Linked DNA regions of Homo sapiens: region 1 is linked to region 2. A link is an interaction called in ENCODE POLR2A ChIA-PET data of the cell type or tissue named here. Cell type or tissue: B cell. All regions are shown on one strand. Links, peaks and the distances in the headings refer to the core of each region. The heading gives the core; the rest is flanking DNA.

Region 1 (7,675 bases), core at 2,701-5,200, 110 kb after region 2:
AAGAACCGCAAGATGAAGACAGTGTGATATGAGTGTCAGTTGAGGGCCTAACTTGGGAACCTGGAAAAATTAAGGAAGGGTGACGCTGTGGAGATGAAAGCAACATAAGGACTCTTGTTGTCCGTGATAAAGTTTGGATCTTCAAGTGTTAAGCTTCCTGGATGCAGAATATAGCGCATTGAAAAGAACTTCTAATTAGTAGTTTCAAGAGCGAGAGGTAAAAGCACTGCTTGTTTCCGGGGCTGGCAAATAACACTTCAATTTCATGGAGAGCCTTTTGAGTGACAAGCAAAGTTTTGTGAATGAAATAACCATGGCCGTAGGAGAGCATCTGGGCTGGGTTAGGGTGGGCTCCTGGTGTGCCCTCCTTTATGCATCTGGATTGCTTTACATTCCCTTCTAATCATCAAAATGTTAGAGCTGCAGTGAAGGAGAATGAACTTGGAATTTTTTTTTTTTTTTTGAGACGGAGTCTTGCACTGTCACTTAGGCTGGAGTGCAGGGGCACAGTGTCGGCTCACTGCAGCCTCCGCCTGTTGGGTTCAAACGATTCTCCTGCCTCAGCCTCCTGAATAGGTGGGACTATGGGTGCCCGCCACCACGCCTGTAATTTTTGTATTTTTAGTAGAGACAGTGTTTTGCCATGTTGGCCAGGCTAGTCTCAAACTCCTGACCTCAAGTGATACGCCCTCCTTGGCCTCTCAGAGTGCTGGGATTACAGGCATGAGCCACCGCACCCAGCCTGAACTTGGAATTTAAAAGGACCATGTTGAGCTTTTTAGAAAAAGATTCTATAAAGGGAAGAAGAGAAAACTGGGAGTTTGCCGACTTTATAAAATTCTAGGTGTCTGTTTTTTTGAGTTTTTATATTTTTACTCTTATGTAAAGAAAGTTTAATAGAAGCTGAATGCTTAGTAGTTTAGTTGATAATATAAATAAGCTGAATTTATCATAACCTCATTGATTTTACATTCTGAGAGGGTGCTATAATTTTGTGAAAAATCTTTATTGTGAGGCTGAGCGCGGTGGCTCACACCTGTAATCCCAGCACTCTGGGAGCCCGGGCTGGGCGGATCACTTGAGCTCAGGAGTTCGAGACCAGCGTGGCCAACATGGCAAAACCCGTGACTCTAATAAAAATACAAAAATTAGCCGGACATGGTGGTGAGCATCTGTAATCCCAGTTACTTGGGAGGTTGAGGCACAAGAGTTGCTTGAGCCTGAGAGGCAGAGGTTGCAGTGAGCCAAGATCATCATGCCACCGAGTTCTAGCCTGGGCGACAGAGGGAGACTCTGTCTCAAAAAAAAGAGTCTTTATTGTGAAAAGAAATTTTGATTCAGGACCTACTTTAAAGAATATATGTTATAGATTGGTAGATAGAATAATAGTAGTAGTAAGTATAGCTATTAGGATAATAATTCCAGTTCATAGGTTCCTGGCTGTCTAAAATATTTACTCTTCAGTAACGTAAAAAAATCCTATAGTCGATGCACATGGGGGTATGTTTACAGTTGTCCCTCGTTATCCACATGGGATTGGATCCAGGACCCCCATGGATACCAAAAGCTAAGGATGCTCAAGTCCTTGGCATAGTATTTACACACAACCTCCCATATACTTTAGATTATCTCTAGAGGCCGGGCACGGTGGTTTATGCCTGTAATCCCAGCACTTTGGGAGACTGAGGCAGGAGGATCACTTGAGGCCAAGAGTTCAAGACCAGCCTGCGCAACACTGTGAGACCCTGTCTCCATAAAATTTTTTTTAAAAATTAGCTAAGCATGGTGGTGCACACCTGTACTTCCAGCTACTCATGAGGCTGAGGCAGGAGGATCACTTGAGTCCAGGAGTTCAAGGTTACTGTGAGCTATGATCATGCCACTGCACTCCAGCCTAGATGACAGAGTGAGACCTTGTCTCAAAAAAACAAAAACAAAAAAAACTCTAGTTTACTTATAATGACTAATATAGTGTAAATACTATGTAAATAGTTATACTGTATCTCTTTTTTCTTGTGTTGTTATTTTTTGTGTTTTTTTTTTTCCCTCAAACACTTTCAATCAAGGTTGGTTGAATCTGCAGATATGGAGAGCCAACTGTATATGATACACTTTTGTTAATTAGCAATATACATTAATCTCTGGTCCTAATAGTCGCATGCTGAGAGAATGCTGAAAGTCTTTGATTTGAAAGGATTTCTGATTTTTAGATGGAATCACCTTTGGAGGACTTAGTTACGTTTATATAATACTTTATGGTTCCCAAAGTGTAATCATGTCCGTTGTCATTTGAGTTTTATATCAGTCCAGTGAAGACAGGCATTATCTGAGTCTGTGTGTATCGTTTTCAAATATCTCTTTGTTTGAGCATGTACTACAAATGTGTTCATACATTTGTTGCTGAGAAGGAATGCCATTTGCTCAAGGTCATTTCACTACAAGTGGTAGAATAAATCTTCTGATTTCTAAGAGCACTCATAATGCTATTTTTCTTGTTAGTGAGATCTGGAATATGATTATGAGAATTAGTCATTTTGCTGAAGTTAAAAAAAAAAAAAACCTCAGAACAAACTTTAGCCTAAATTAGAACACATTTAAGATTAGTTGAGTTTTACCTTATGTCTGACAAATGGTCTAATATATAGACATTAGAGTAAAACTTTAGCCTGAGGGTTCTCCTCCTGATTTCTTCGCTGTCCCAGTTCAGCTTTTGCTATGGTTTATTTTGATGTTGGCCTCGAGCAAATCCCAACCCTCTTCATAGCTTTGATTTTCCTGGGGGGTTGTAAAATCGGGATCTTGTTACTCGGTTGCCTTCTGCCTACTTCTTAGGGCTTATGTGAAGGGTTAATATTCTGTTGGTCCTGAGATAAAAAGTGCTAATCATTCATAGAGATTTTAATCATTCTTTTGTAGTGTTAAATTAACAGAGTATCTTCCAGTTGTCACTAGTGAAGGAAATTTATATCCTCATAACACTTTTAAAAATAGAATCTAAAAAATAGAATAAAAATAGCAGTGGTGACTAGGCTTCAGCTGGCATTCTCTGTTAGGTCTGGAGAGATTTCTGGTGGTGCAGTCACTGGCTCTGTAGCATTGCTGTTTTGCATTCTTATTTTCTCATGTATTTCTCTGATAGACATTTGTATTCTTAGAAACCTTGTATTTCAATTATGTACATGGGATATAAAGCTTTGAGGATAAGTATTAATAACTTTGATGATTGATATTATTTACTTGAAACCCAAAACCTCAGAAGTCCTTATTTATTTAATTTTAATTGTGGGAAGAAAGGCAGATACAAGCCCACTGCTCTGAGGTAAGGCTTTTCTGAAGTGACCCTTTATGTGTATGGTAGTGTTGAACATTTTTTAAAAAAATGGTATTACTTAAGAACACTTTGAAAAATCAGGATTTTAATCACATTGATGTTGGTATTTTATTTGTAATGGGATGTGAAGAACTACGTTTTGAAATACACATTGGATATATTAAACCTTTCGTTAAGACTAGTGATTAAAAGGAAGGGTGAAAGCCAAAAGAAAAATTCCAAGGATTTGATGGTAGTAATACAGTATTTTGGAAATCTCATTGTATATAAGAGAAGCAACATCCATTTCATGTTTCCTAAAGGATACATTTTTAATATCAAAGATTTTACCTAATTTTACGGAATTCATTCATTATGCTGATATTTTTCCAATTTTATTCCAATTATAGATATAATTCATTCAGCTTAAATTAGAATATAATTTTATTTCTAGGCCATCCGAATGACAGCTGTATATTTGGCTCTCTCTGCCACTGAGGCTATTAAAACTGAAGAAATGACTTTAGTGAAATTTTTGCTGGCTCCCTGTTCATTGCAACATAATTGAACAAGACTGAATTTGGTCTTGAGCAGTAGGAATCAGAGTTAAGTGATTAGAGGGAGCATTGTAGGTGGCTCCAGGTAGGTGGGCCTGAGCCCAGCTCCTTTCCTCTTGGCAATTCCTTTATCAGAGCCGAGACATTGGAGGTGGAGAGTGCTGCTGAAAAGAATGGGTATCAAACCCTTCATGAATTAGTGTATTTGCCACGGAGCAGGGATTCTTACTCTGAGGTTTGTGGAAGGTTTTGAAGCTGTGTATGAAACTTTTCGTAAGTGTATGTTTGTGGAGGGAAGAGCCAGAGCTTTCATCAGAGTTTTTGGAAAGGCTCATAATTTAAATGGATGAGAACCTCTGCTGCAAAGTGCTGCCGGATTTTCAGTTTTCTCAAAAGAATAGCCTTTAGCCATAATTAAGTTTTCCTTTTCTAAGACCTAATAAAATAACATCTCTTTGTGAGCTGAAAATACATACCTCCCCAAAAAGTCTCTTTTACTCAGAAAACATAACCCTAAGAAAAATTGGGTTTTTCTGTGAGTACAGTTTCTTACCTAAACATATTTTCGTTTGTTTCAATATTTTCGAATGAATATTTCAGTGAATTTTCATTCATACTTTCATTGAATTATTCAACATATTTTCATTGAATTAGAGACCCAGGTCCGAGAAGTGCCAGTGAGTGCCTACATGTGTTTTGTTTTGTTTTTTTGCAAGCATTTTAATGGCCTAGATGGGTTAAATTTTTCTAACACTGAAACCAATGGAGTGCTACTGTGGGTTGGCCTAAGCCTTATAAAATAAAGTTGTTTTTTGTTTTATGACTTTTGACTGTTGTGAATTGAATGCTTTATTACCAACACGATTGGATAATTTAACTTTGTGATGAACAGCAACAGCTTTCTGGGTTTAAAAATCTGTGTGTATATATATAATAATACATATATATGTATGGTAATATTTATAACCACACAATACATTGATTTTTCTCTTTGTTTCTCCTCCTAGGTTCCTGGGACATCCTGTAGCAAAGATTCTCCATGCTTACAACCCTAGTAGGGACAGCGAGGTTGTGGTGAATTCAGTGTTTGCAGCTGCTGGACATTTCCATGTACCGCCAGTTCCCTGCAGGGTGGGTGTTGATGGACTCCTGGAAACTATGCCGTGGCAGGCAGCCAGGTTTTCTTGCTTTCTTTGGCCTGAAGTTTTTACTTTCTGCTCCCTGTCTCCCGCTTTTTCTGGTACCCAAACCTTTTCCTTCTGTGTGTTTACCTTAGCATTTACTTTTCCAGTTGCTCATTTTTATAATTTTGGTGGCTCTTGATATCTACTGGGGCCGGGGGGAGGTGGGGGGTTGGGGGAGAGTTTGAAGGCTCTCAGCTGTGTAGTAATGTATGTATATTTAACATGGCTCTATTGTGACTAAGGAAAGTTTATATTACTTGTCTTGAAATGACTCCAAATTCTGAGGCATTTAGTAACTAATACAAGTTTATGGTTGAGACCTCTTCCATCTCTCAAGCCTACTAGGAAAGTTAGGTCTCCTTTCTAAATCCAGAACTGCAAGGTATAGTGAATGGCTCCTTGTAAAGCTGATTGGCACCATAACACAGAGCTCAAACTTAGTCTTCTAATAGTTTTAATTTCAGTGGTCTTTAACATTTAGTGAAGATCCTAATTGCTAGTAGGCTTTTATTTATTTTGCTTACTATGTCTGCCTGATATTATGTACTTAAAAAAAAAACTAGGACTAAGGATATGTTGTAAGGGGAAGCCCAATATTTGGTTTATGACAGTCTGTCTGGGTAAACGTTGTTCCTGATTTTTATTACATATCAACATGTTTGCACGTTGGTTATTGTCTATATTTAAGTAGAGATAGAACTGTGTTAGCTAAAGACAGTTGGACCTGTGGAGGTGGAAGAGGAGGGGAAGGAAAGATGTGAGACTCACAGCTCCAGTCTGAAGCGAAAGGATTCATCCTAAGTTAGTGGTAATATTTGCTATATCTAAGAGCAGATAATTGGATGCTGATCAGTTTGGGGATTCTTAGGGATTCATAATACTGATAAGGGTGCACAATATACAAATGTCTGTTAACAGAAATTGTCAAAAAAAGAAAGTCTGTGAAAGACAGTTTATCAAAGGAGGCCATTCCAAGTGGCTGACTGGGGACCTTTCTTTCAGGTAATTCCAGCAATGGGGAAAACTTCCTTCAGAATTATTTTCTTACCTACTGAAGAAGGAAGCATTGAAAGTTCCTTATTTATTAATACCTCTTCGTATGGAGTCCTTTCCTATCATGTGAGTAACTTTTTCCTTTTGTCACAACTTTGGTTGGTGACTTAACTGTAGGGGTGTGTGTGTATATTTTTAAAAAGACTTTTGGAAATGTTGTCACCTGGTTTATGTCGTTAAAATACAAGACTGTTAGTGATGTTAAAATCATCAGCATTCACCCTTTTCTGCCTGACATGCCACAGTTGGCTGGCTTTCCTACTGATGACGGAGCTATAGTCCTACTGTGGGTCTTTGGAGGATACTAGAACAAAGCAAAGCAATCTGTCACACAGTTTCCCATCATAAAATACAGAAGGCTTTCAAAACTCATGGCTCTCACCTCACGGGCGTTCAGAAGGAGGTGCTCTAAGGACAGTCTCTAGTGATTTTGCCTACCTTCCCTCTTTGGCTCAGGAATATTTCTAATTAGGAGACATTGATTGTGTGCTTGGAGGCTGGTTCCAAGGGAGCTCACTATTCATATCAAGGTACCAGGAAGGGAGCTTGAAGAATCTTGTTGCTATTCTCAGAAATAGGAATCTTTACCTTAAATGGTACCTGATATGGCATTTAACAAGATCTGGCATCAAGTAATTTAAGTTCCAAGATCAGTAATTTTTGTGGTTATTTCTTACTGGATTCCATTAAAGAGGTCCCATATCAGAAGAGTTGCCTACTTGTGAACAGATTTGCTACAGTGAGGAACATTCAGCTTAAATACAGCATTCTAATCTGTTTCATTTTTTATTTTTTAGTTTTTGAGGCAGGGTCTCACTTTGTTGCCCAGGCTGGAGTGCAGTGGTGTGATCAGGCTGACTGCAGCCACCTCCCAGGCACAAGCGATTCTCCTGCCTCAGCCTCCCACCACTGCCTGGCTAATTTTTGTATTTTTAGCAGAAACAGGCTTTCACCATGTTGGCCAGGCTGGTCTCAAACTCCTGTCCTCAAATGATCCACCTCCCTGGGCCTCCCAAAGTGTTGGGATTACAGGCGTGAGCCACCGTGCTCAGCCAGCATTCTGCATTTCTGAAACATTCATTGTGTTTTTTGTAGACAAAGATAAATAAAATAATTGGATTAGTAGAGTCTTGAAGGCCATGCTGATGAATACAGATTTCCTTTGGAGACGTGCTTTAGCATTATGGCAAATGTGTTTTAAAACTCTTAACAGAGGAGCAATTCTCTCTCTTTTTCCGCAGGTATCTGGAATTGGCACTCGTAGAATCTCTACAGAAGGGTCTGCAAAGCAGCTACCAAATGCTTATTTTCTGCTTCCAAAGGTCCAGAGCATTCAGCTGTCTCAAATGCAGGTCATTTTAATAGATTTACTTTGAATGCTGGTGGCCACCAAACTTTGTAACCTTCTCAGAATTGGTTATTTTACTATTTTCTGCTTTTTGAAAAAATTATATAGAAGTAATATACATATATAAAATATCAGTGGATTCCACCTAACTTCTTTTTAATGGCTGTGGAGTTCACAGTGTTGATATTCCAGAGTTTGCTTAATCTTATTGTTGGTCTTTTGA
Region 2 (7,675 bases), core at 1,974-4,473:
AAGAAAAGCATTGCTTTCTTCAGTTCCTTATAGTTGAAACAGTATGACAGTAGGATAAACAATGGAGATGTTAAACTACGTTTTCCAGAGCAGACCTGATTTCAAATACCCTGAGCCATTGTCATACCTCATGTCAGGCAGTTGATTTGCTTATTCAGAAAACGTCCAAACTATCAATGGAGACTAAATGGAGGAGAAGTTACCCAAGCACCCCAAGAATAAGATGCGCCTCGAGACCATCTTAGTGCTCACTCGTGCCCCTCCCAACACGGTTCCTTTAACGTTGGTCCTTGATGAATATTTGTTGACTGAATAAATGAGTGGGGGATGGCCAGGTGCGGTGGCTCACGCCTGTAATTCCAGCACTTTGGGAGGCCGAGGCGGGTGGATCACCTGAGGTCAGAAGTTCAAGACCAGCCTGGCCAACATGATGAAACCCCATCTCTACTAAAAATACAAAAAATTAACTGGGTGCGGTGGTGGGCTCCTGTAGTCCCAGCTACTCAGGAGGCTGAGGCAGGAGAATCGCTTGAACCCAGGAGGTGGAGGTTGCAGTGAGCTGAGATCGTGCCACTGCACTCCAGTTTGGGCAACAAAAGTGAAACTCCATCTCAAAAAAAAAAAAGAGTGGGGGATGGACAGGTTTTAGAGACATAACAGCCCCTGGTAAGCAGAGTGACCCAAAAGGGGAAGCAGGGGCAAGTTCGGCAAGTTAGAGTGAGAGTAATTTTTGACCTAACGCAGGTGGGGAAGAAAATGAAAACCTGAATAGGTTTGAATTTGATCATATCGTGCTGGCTGTGACAACCCTAAATGATTTACAAATGGCTCATTAAAAAAAAAAAAAAAAAAAAAAAGTGTATCATCCGAATCCTCAACAAGAAAAAAAAGGAGCAAGAAAAAAGAATTCTCTTTTGTCCCTCCTACCCACATCTTTGCATGCCTGTCACCCCTCATGGATGCCATCCTCACTGTTCAGCGTCCTGTCCCCCTGATGCCCCATGGCTCTCACTTTACACTGATACAGCCAAACGTATCAGGAAGAACCAAATGTCTTCCTCCAAACTACACTTTGTCCTAAAACTATTCCTTTTAAAAACACACTTCAAATAAAGTTTTCAGTTCCTCAGAGTTGGGAAACTGTTCGATTGCCTTGTTATATGCATACTTAAGCCATACTCATCAGGTACTTAGTGATCAATACGTGTCTCCAATTACTTGATTAAAATACTGTAAGTCTGAATGACTGATAGGCTTCATTCTCCCAGGGAACATCTATGTTTTCTAAATTTCATTAGCCTAAATGAATCTAATTGATAAAATATATTAGGACCCTTCTGTGACAATTGTGGGCAATGTTCTCTGTCTACTGTCAGGCTGGAAATAGAGCTGTCAGTGACTTGGTATCCCAGTTTTATCCTGTTATAGTCTGTGGGAAGCCATTGTACATCAGTAGGGGAAAAGGCATAATACAAACATTTTAGAAAGTTTACTAGAGCAGGCCGGGTGCGGTGGCTCACTCCCATAATCCCAGCACTTTGGGAGGCCAAAGTGGGTGAATCACCTGAGGTCAGGAGTTCGAGACCAGCCTGGCCAACATGGTGAAACCCTGTCTCTACTAAAAATACAAAAAAAAGAAAAAATTAGCCTGGTGTGGTGGCACGCGCCTGTTAATTCCAGCTACTTGGCTCAGGAGGCTGAGGCAGGAGAATTGCTTGAACCTGGGAGGTGGAGGTTGCAATGAGCCGAGATTGTGCCACTGCACTCCAGAGTGGGAGACAGTGCAAGACTCTGTCTCAAAAAAAAAAAAAAAAAAAAAGAAAGAAAGAAAAAACAAAGTTTACTAGAGCAGTAAAGTTTAGTCTAGAGTTCCAGGAGGACTCTACCAGGTGATTTCTACTGCTGCTGGTCCTGGTGCTCATTGCCATTTAGGCTGAGTCCAGTGGAGGAAAGTAGGTAGATTCTGAGCTTAGTGATCCTGAGGAGTGCTACCTGGTTCTGAAACATGCACCAAACACTTAGGATGTACTAGGGGTTGGGGATACAAAGTAAGTGAGATAGAAAAAGGGTGATCAAGTCTACCTGAGGGGAGCACAGAAGAGAGGGTGACCAACTCTGCCTGAGGGAATAGAGGCGACAAGTAACCAAGTCTACTTTGAGAAAATGTAGACAAGAAGGTCATCCACTCCACTTGAGAAAGCTGCAGAAGGCTTCACCAAATAGAAAGGACTGAGCCTCACAGCACTTGCCATCTTGTTCTCATGTAGTTATAAAATCTTTTTGCCGGGCGCAGTGGCTCACGCCTGTAATCCCAACACTTTGGGAGGCCAAGGTGGGTGGGTCACCTGAGGTCAGGAGTTCAAGACCAGCCTGGCCATACAAAAATTAGCTGGGTGTGGTAGTACATGCCTGTAATCCCAGCTACTAGAGAGGCTGAGGCAGGAGTATTGCTTGAACCCAGGGGGCGGATGTTGCAGTGAGCTGAGATCACGCCACTGCCGTCCAGCCTGGGTGACAGAATGAGACTCTGTCTCAAAAAAAAAATAAATAAAATAAAATAAAATCTTTTTATAAATCTGGCTTTACTACTCTGCTGCTCCTTGAGGGCAGAGATTGCTTGTTCCAAGGTTTAGGGTAGATTAATGTACTACTTGGTATAGCATAATCATTGCTATAATTACTATTTTTAAATTTATTATTTACGTATTTATTTTTAGAGACATGGTTTCCCTATGTTGCCCAGGCTGGCCTTGAACTCTTGGGGGCTCAAGTGATCCTCCCACCTTAGCCTTCCAAGTATCTGGGACTATAGGAGTGAGCCACTGTGCCCAGCTGTAATTATTTTTGAAAGAGTTGACATCTTTTGTCTTGAAAGATGAGTAGAAATGCATAGGAAAGAAAGGATAAGGTAGCACATGTGGAGAGAGAACACCATAGCAAAATCACGGAGTTGGGAAATCCAGTGTGGTTGTTAGGAACACAATTAATTCATTTCTGGGGTTTGGAGTGACTGGGGGATAGGGATTGGAATAGAGGAATGCTAGAAGTGTGGCCAAGGATCAGTGTGAAGGGCCTTATAGGCTCTGCTAAGAATTTGGACTTCATTCTGCAACAGGAACCCATTCACAGTTTTAAAGCAGAGAATTAATTAGGTCAAATCTGTTTTAGAGGGATTACTGGCAGCAACATTGAGAGAGATAGGAGTGAAGGGAGGTTAGAGGCAACAGTCGGCAGTCCTTTTGTGAGTGGGGAGTGGAGGGACAGACATTTGAGAGAAAATTCAGAGTAGCACTCTTAGGATTAAGAGAATAGAAGGAGTTGAAGATTACATCAAGTTTTTAGTTTGAATTTGAACATTTGAGCATATAAGAAGAGAAGCAAGAAGGGGGAAGGAAGGAGAGATGATTAATTCAATTTTGAATACTTTGAGTTTGAGGAGCCTGCACATTCCAGGGAGAGCCATTGTATATGCAGCTGGTAGCCTGGAGGACAGGTTGGGGCCAGAGATACAGTTTGGGCTGCCGTAGTTGGAACCATTTGATTGGGTGAGGAACCCAGAGAGATCACATGGAGAGAGAAGAGAAACAGTCAAGCCCAGGGGAAACTGAGATTCCCTCCGTTCTTTTTGAAAGTTCAATGTCTTTCTCCCTTTTATAGAAATTATCTAAAAACCAACAACAGATCACAGTAAGTAGAAATGCCAATTTTTACCCCCAGAAATTCTTTAACTTCTGGCACTCTAAGAGGTGAGCTGGCACTTTCAGATTCAGGAGTGCTTGTCTGGGAGTTGACAGCTGTGTAACTTTAGGTAATGCAAGGCCTTTGGTGGAGTCAGCTCATTCAGGAGTCTACCAACAGCTCTTGAAATGTCTGCACATGAATCCCCAGGTGCAGGAGCCAGCCCAGCGCAGAGGGAGAAGCTTGAGTCAGAGCATCAACACAATGGAACTTTCAACATCCCTGTTCTTTTTTTCTTTTCCGTTGAAGTGGAGTTTTGCTCTGTTGCCCAGGCTGGAGTGCAGTGGCACGATCTCCGCTCACCACAACCTCCACTTCCCGGGTTCAAGTGATTCTCCTGCCTCAGCCTCCTGAGTAGCTGGGACTGCAGGCGCCTGCCACCATGCCCAGCTAATTTTTGTATTTTTAGTAGAGACGGGATTTCACTATGTTCAAGGCCAGGCTGGTCTTGAACTCCTGACCACGTGATCTGCCTGCCTCAGCCTCCCAAAGTGCTGGGATTACAGACGTGAGCCACCTTGCCCAGCCTCAACATCCCTTTTCTTATTCGCTATCTTGAAATATCTGAAGACTTTGTGATGGCAAGTGGTTCAAGCATTTTCTGGTGGTGACCACTGCGGGGAACCACAGGCCAGGTGAATGAGAGAGGCCTCTCTATCCATTCCTCTCTCATCTCATCTTCTGTACTCTCGGCCTCATCCTGCACTAGTCACACTGGCCTCATACAAGTCACTCTCCTGCCACAAAAGCCTCGGCTGTGCTCCACCTGGAGTGCTCTTCCTAGATAGCTGCAAGGTTAACTCCTGCCCAAATGTCATCTTTTTAATGAGGCCTACCTTGGCCTCTTTAGTTTAAATTGCATCTGTCCAGGCCAGGTGTGTTGGCTCATGCCTATAATCCCAGCACTTTGGGAGGCTGAAGTGGGCGTATCACCTGAGGTCAGGGGTTCGAGACCAGCCTGGCCAACATGGTGAAACCCCATCTCTACTAAAAATACAAAAATTAGCTGGGCATAGTGGCACATGCCTGTAGTCCCAGCTACTCAGGAGGCTGAGGCAGGAGAATCACTTGAACCCAGTAGGTGGAGGTTGCAGTGAGCCAAGATCACACCACTGCACCCCAGTCGGGCAACAGAGTGTGACTCCGGCTCAAAAATAAATAAATAAATAAATTGTATCTGTCCTTGTCTGCAACTTACACCACCACCAAGTAACCTCCTCCTTGAAGTTATGTGGGAGAAATTTCTCCAGCTCTTCTAAAAGGGGTTGTGAAAATACTCTCATCTCACAACCAGCTAGAGCAGACCTCTTTTCTTCCAGAGAGTTCCAACGTTCTGGCTTGGGACTCATGTCCATGAGTCCAATTTTTTTTTTTAATTATACTTTGAGTTCTAGGGTACATGTGCACAACGTGCAGGTTTGTTACATATGTATACATGTGCCATGTTGGTGTGCTGCACCCATTAACTCGTCATTTACATTAGGTATATCTCCTAATGCTTGTCCAATTGGTTTTTACAGTCAAATGCTGACCGTAATATCTGTTTACTAAAATAAATAGAAAAAACATGAGAGAACATTTCTCAAAAGGCCCTTTTAACATATAGACTTACTTCTTGATATTTAAGAAGAATCCACTTTTTTGCTATACAATTACACAGTTTAAACCTAGTGTTACAGCCATTGTTCATAATTTGACTTTTCAGTAAATGAAAACACCTATTATACCTAAAAAGACTTGAATTGGGCCAGGAGCGGTGGCTCATCCCTGTAATCTCAGCACTTTGGGAGGCTGAGGTGGGTGGATACCTGAGATCAGGAGTTCAAGACCAGCTGGGCCAACATGGCGAAACCCCCTCTCTACTAAAAATACAAAAATTAGCCGGACGTCGTGGCAGACGCCTGTAATCCCAGCTACTCGGGAGGCTGAGGCAGGAGAATTGCTTGAACCTGGGAGGCGGAGGTTGCAGTGGGCTGAGATCGCACCATTGCACTCTAGCCTGGGAGACAAGAGCGAAACTCTGTCTCAAAAAAAAAAAAAAAGACTTGAATTGTTCCTTCCTATAAAACCTTATGTATTACCACTCCTAAACAGATATAATTATACCTTTAAAAAATTATAGACTAGGCCGGGTGCAGTGGCTCACACATGTAATCCCAGGACTTTGGGAGGCCGAGGTCGGCAGATCATGAGGTCAGGAGTTCGAGACCAGCCTGACCAGCACAGTGAAACCCCCTCTCTACTAAAAATACAAAAATTAGCTGGGCATGGTGGCTTGTGCCTGTAATCCCAGCTACTAGGGAGGCTGAGGCAGGAGAATTGCTTGAACCCGGGAGGCAGAGATTGCAGTGAGCCGAGATTGCGCCACTGCACTCTAGCCTAGGCGACAGAGCGAGACTTCATCTCAAAAAAAAAAAAAAATTATAGAATAAGGTTAGAGTTCGTTTATTTTGATAATATATACTTCTTCTTCAAATATTATTATTTTCATTCTCTAAAGGTTTTATCAAGATCAAAGAGATCAACCTAGAAATAGACATTAAAATGTTTCAATGTCTCCATTTTTTCTATCAAAGAACTAAAGACCTGGAGAGCGTCAGTGGCCTGCCTGAAGTCACTCAACTGGTTGACCATAAGCTAATCCTGGGAGCCAGGCCATGTGAAGGCTACTAGAATCATATCTCTGTTATCCCAGACCACCTTCAAAATAGTTTGGGCGTAGTTGTTCTGTTAGCCAGATTGTATTTATTTATTAGCTAACACTAGCTAATAAATTTGGGGAAAATCAGACCAAGCCACTATTACAGCATAACACTAGCACTCTTACATATGTAATGAGATTTAATTTGAAAATATGCAGAACCCTCTTCTATAAATTTTGAGTGCATGCTCTGGCAGTTTACCCTCTGGCTTTAGCCAATTTATCATAAAGTATTAATTACCTCCGTGTTTCTGTGTGTGCGTATGTAGCTATTTCTTAGGATTAATGAGGAAGAGTTGGATCAAAAGGAATGGGCTTTGTATTCTCAAAAATGGCTGAGTGGAGTTTAAGGGTTCTCACTACAAAAAACAAGTATATGTGGTGACATCTGTGTTAATTCCCTTCATTTAGCCATTCCACAATGTATACATATTTCAAAACCTGTTGTACATGATAAATATATACAATTTTATGTCCATTTAAAATGATTAATTAGTGTTTTTAAAGGAATGAGCTAAATGTTCACCACATAAAGAAACATTAGAGACCTTGTGGAGTGAAATTATTGGAATGAAATAGTATCACCATGGGCACCAAATTGAGGCTCCTCAGACACTGTGGGACCAGGGACCTCTGAGAAGATTCCATCAACCTCCTGCTTCTCCTTAACATATTCTCGATGGCAGGTTGCTAGTGACATTTGGTCCCTCTCCTCCCCCTTTCCACTTCCAGTTCTCAAGTCACAAACATGAAGACAAGTTTTAGCCATGTTACTCTGTTAATCTACACACTTACTTCAAGGAAAGAATAAATTGATAGGCCAGGCACGGTGGCTCATGCCTCTAATCCCAACACTTTGGGAGGCCAAGGCAGGAGGACTCCTTCAGGCCTAGAGTTCAAGACCAGCCTGGGCAACATAGTGAGACCTCGTCCCTACTGAAAAAAAAAAAAAAATTAGCTGGGTGTGGTGGCACACACTTGTAGTTCCAGCTACTTGAGAGGCTGAGACTGGAGGATCATTTGAGGTCAGAAATTTGAAGCTGCAGTGAGCCATGATTGTGCTGCTCGCTGCACTCCAGCCTGGGCAAAAAAACAAGACCCTGTGTCTTAAAAAAAGGAAAAAAATAAATAAATTGATAGTAAACTCCAGTCTCCAATATGGAATGGCACAGAGCTGAAAATATATTATTCCTTATCTGTCTTCTGTGCTAGGAGTTCATTTGTTAGAGTAATTGC

Evidence for each region. Peaks named below come from ENCODE experiments on the same cell type or tissue, not always from the same donor. Only the 100,000 strongest peaks of a DNase experiment are listed, where the experiment ranks them.
Region 1: POLR2A ChIA-PET joins it to region 2 with 10 read pairs; 6 of 35 experiments call an interaction of 5 or more read pairs at or near these places.

The regions. Positions count from the first base shown.
Region 1 is chr4:153,550,913-153,558,587 of GRCh38, forward strand. It overlaps TMEM131L (transmembrane 131 like), which reads left to right. Exons shown (of 35, transcript NM_001131007.2): 5 at 4,875-4,998; 6 at 6,054-6,170; 7 at 7,346-7,456. Among named protein-coding and RNA genes, the nearest start is that of TMEM131L, 88 kb to the left of the region's middle. In B cell, for the core only: no CTCF peak of the experiment used is centred there; no DNase peak of the experiment used is centred there; H3K27ac peaks cover 984 bases.
Region 2 is chr4:153,439,974-153,447,648 of GRCh38, forward strand. No RefSeq gene overlaps it. Among named protein-coding and RNA genes, the nearest start is that of TMEM131L, 23 kb to the right of the region's middle. In B cell, for the core only: no CTCF peak of the experiment used is centred there; no DNase peak of the experiment used is centred there.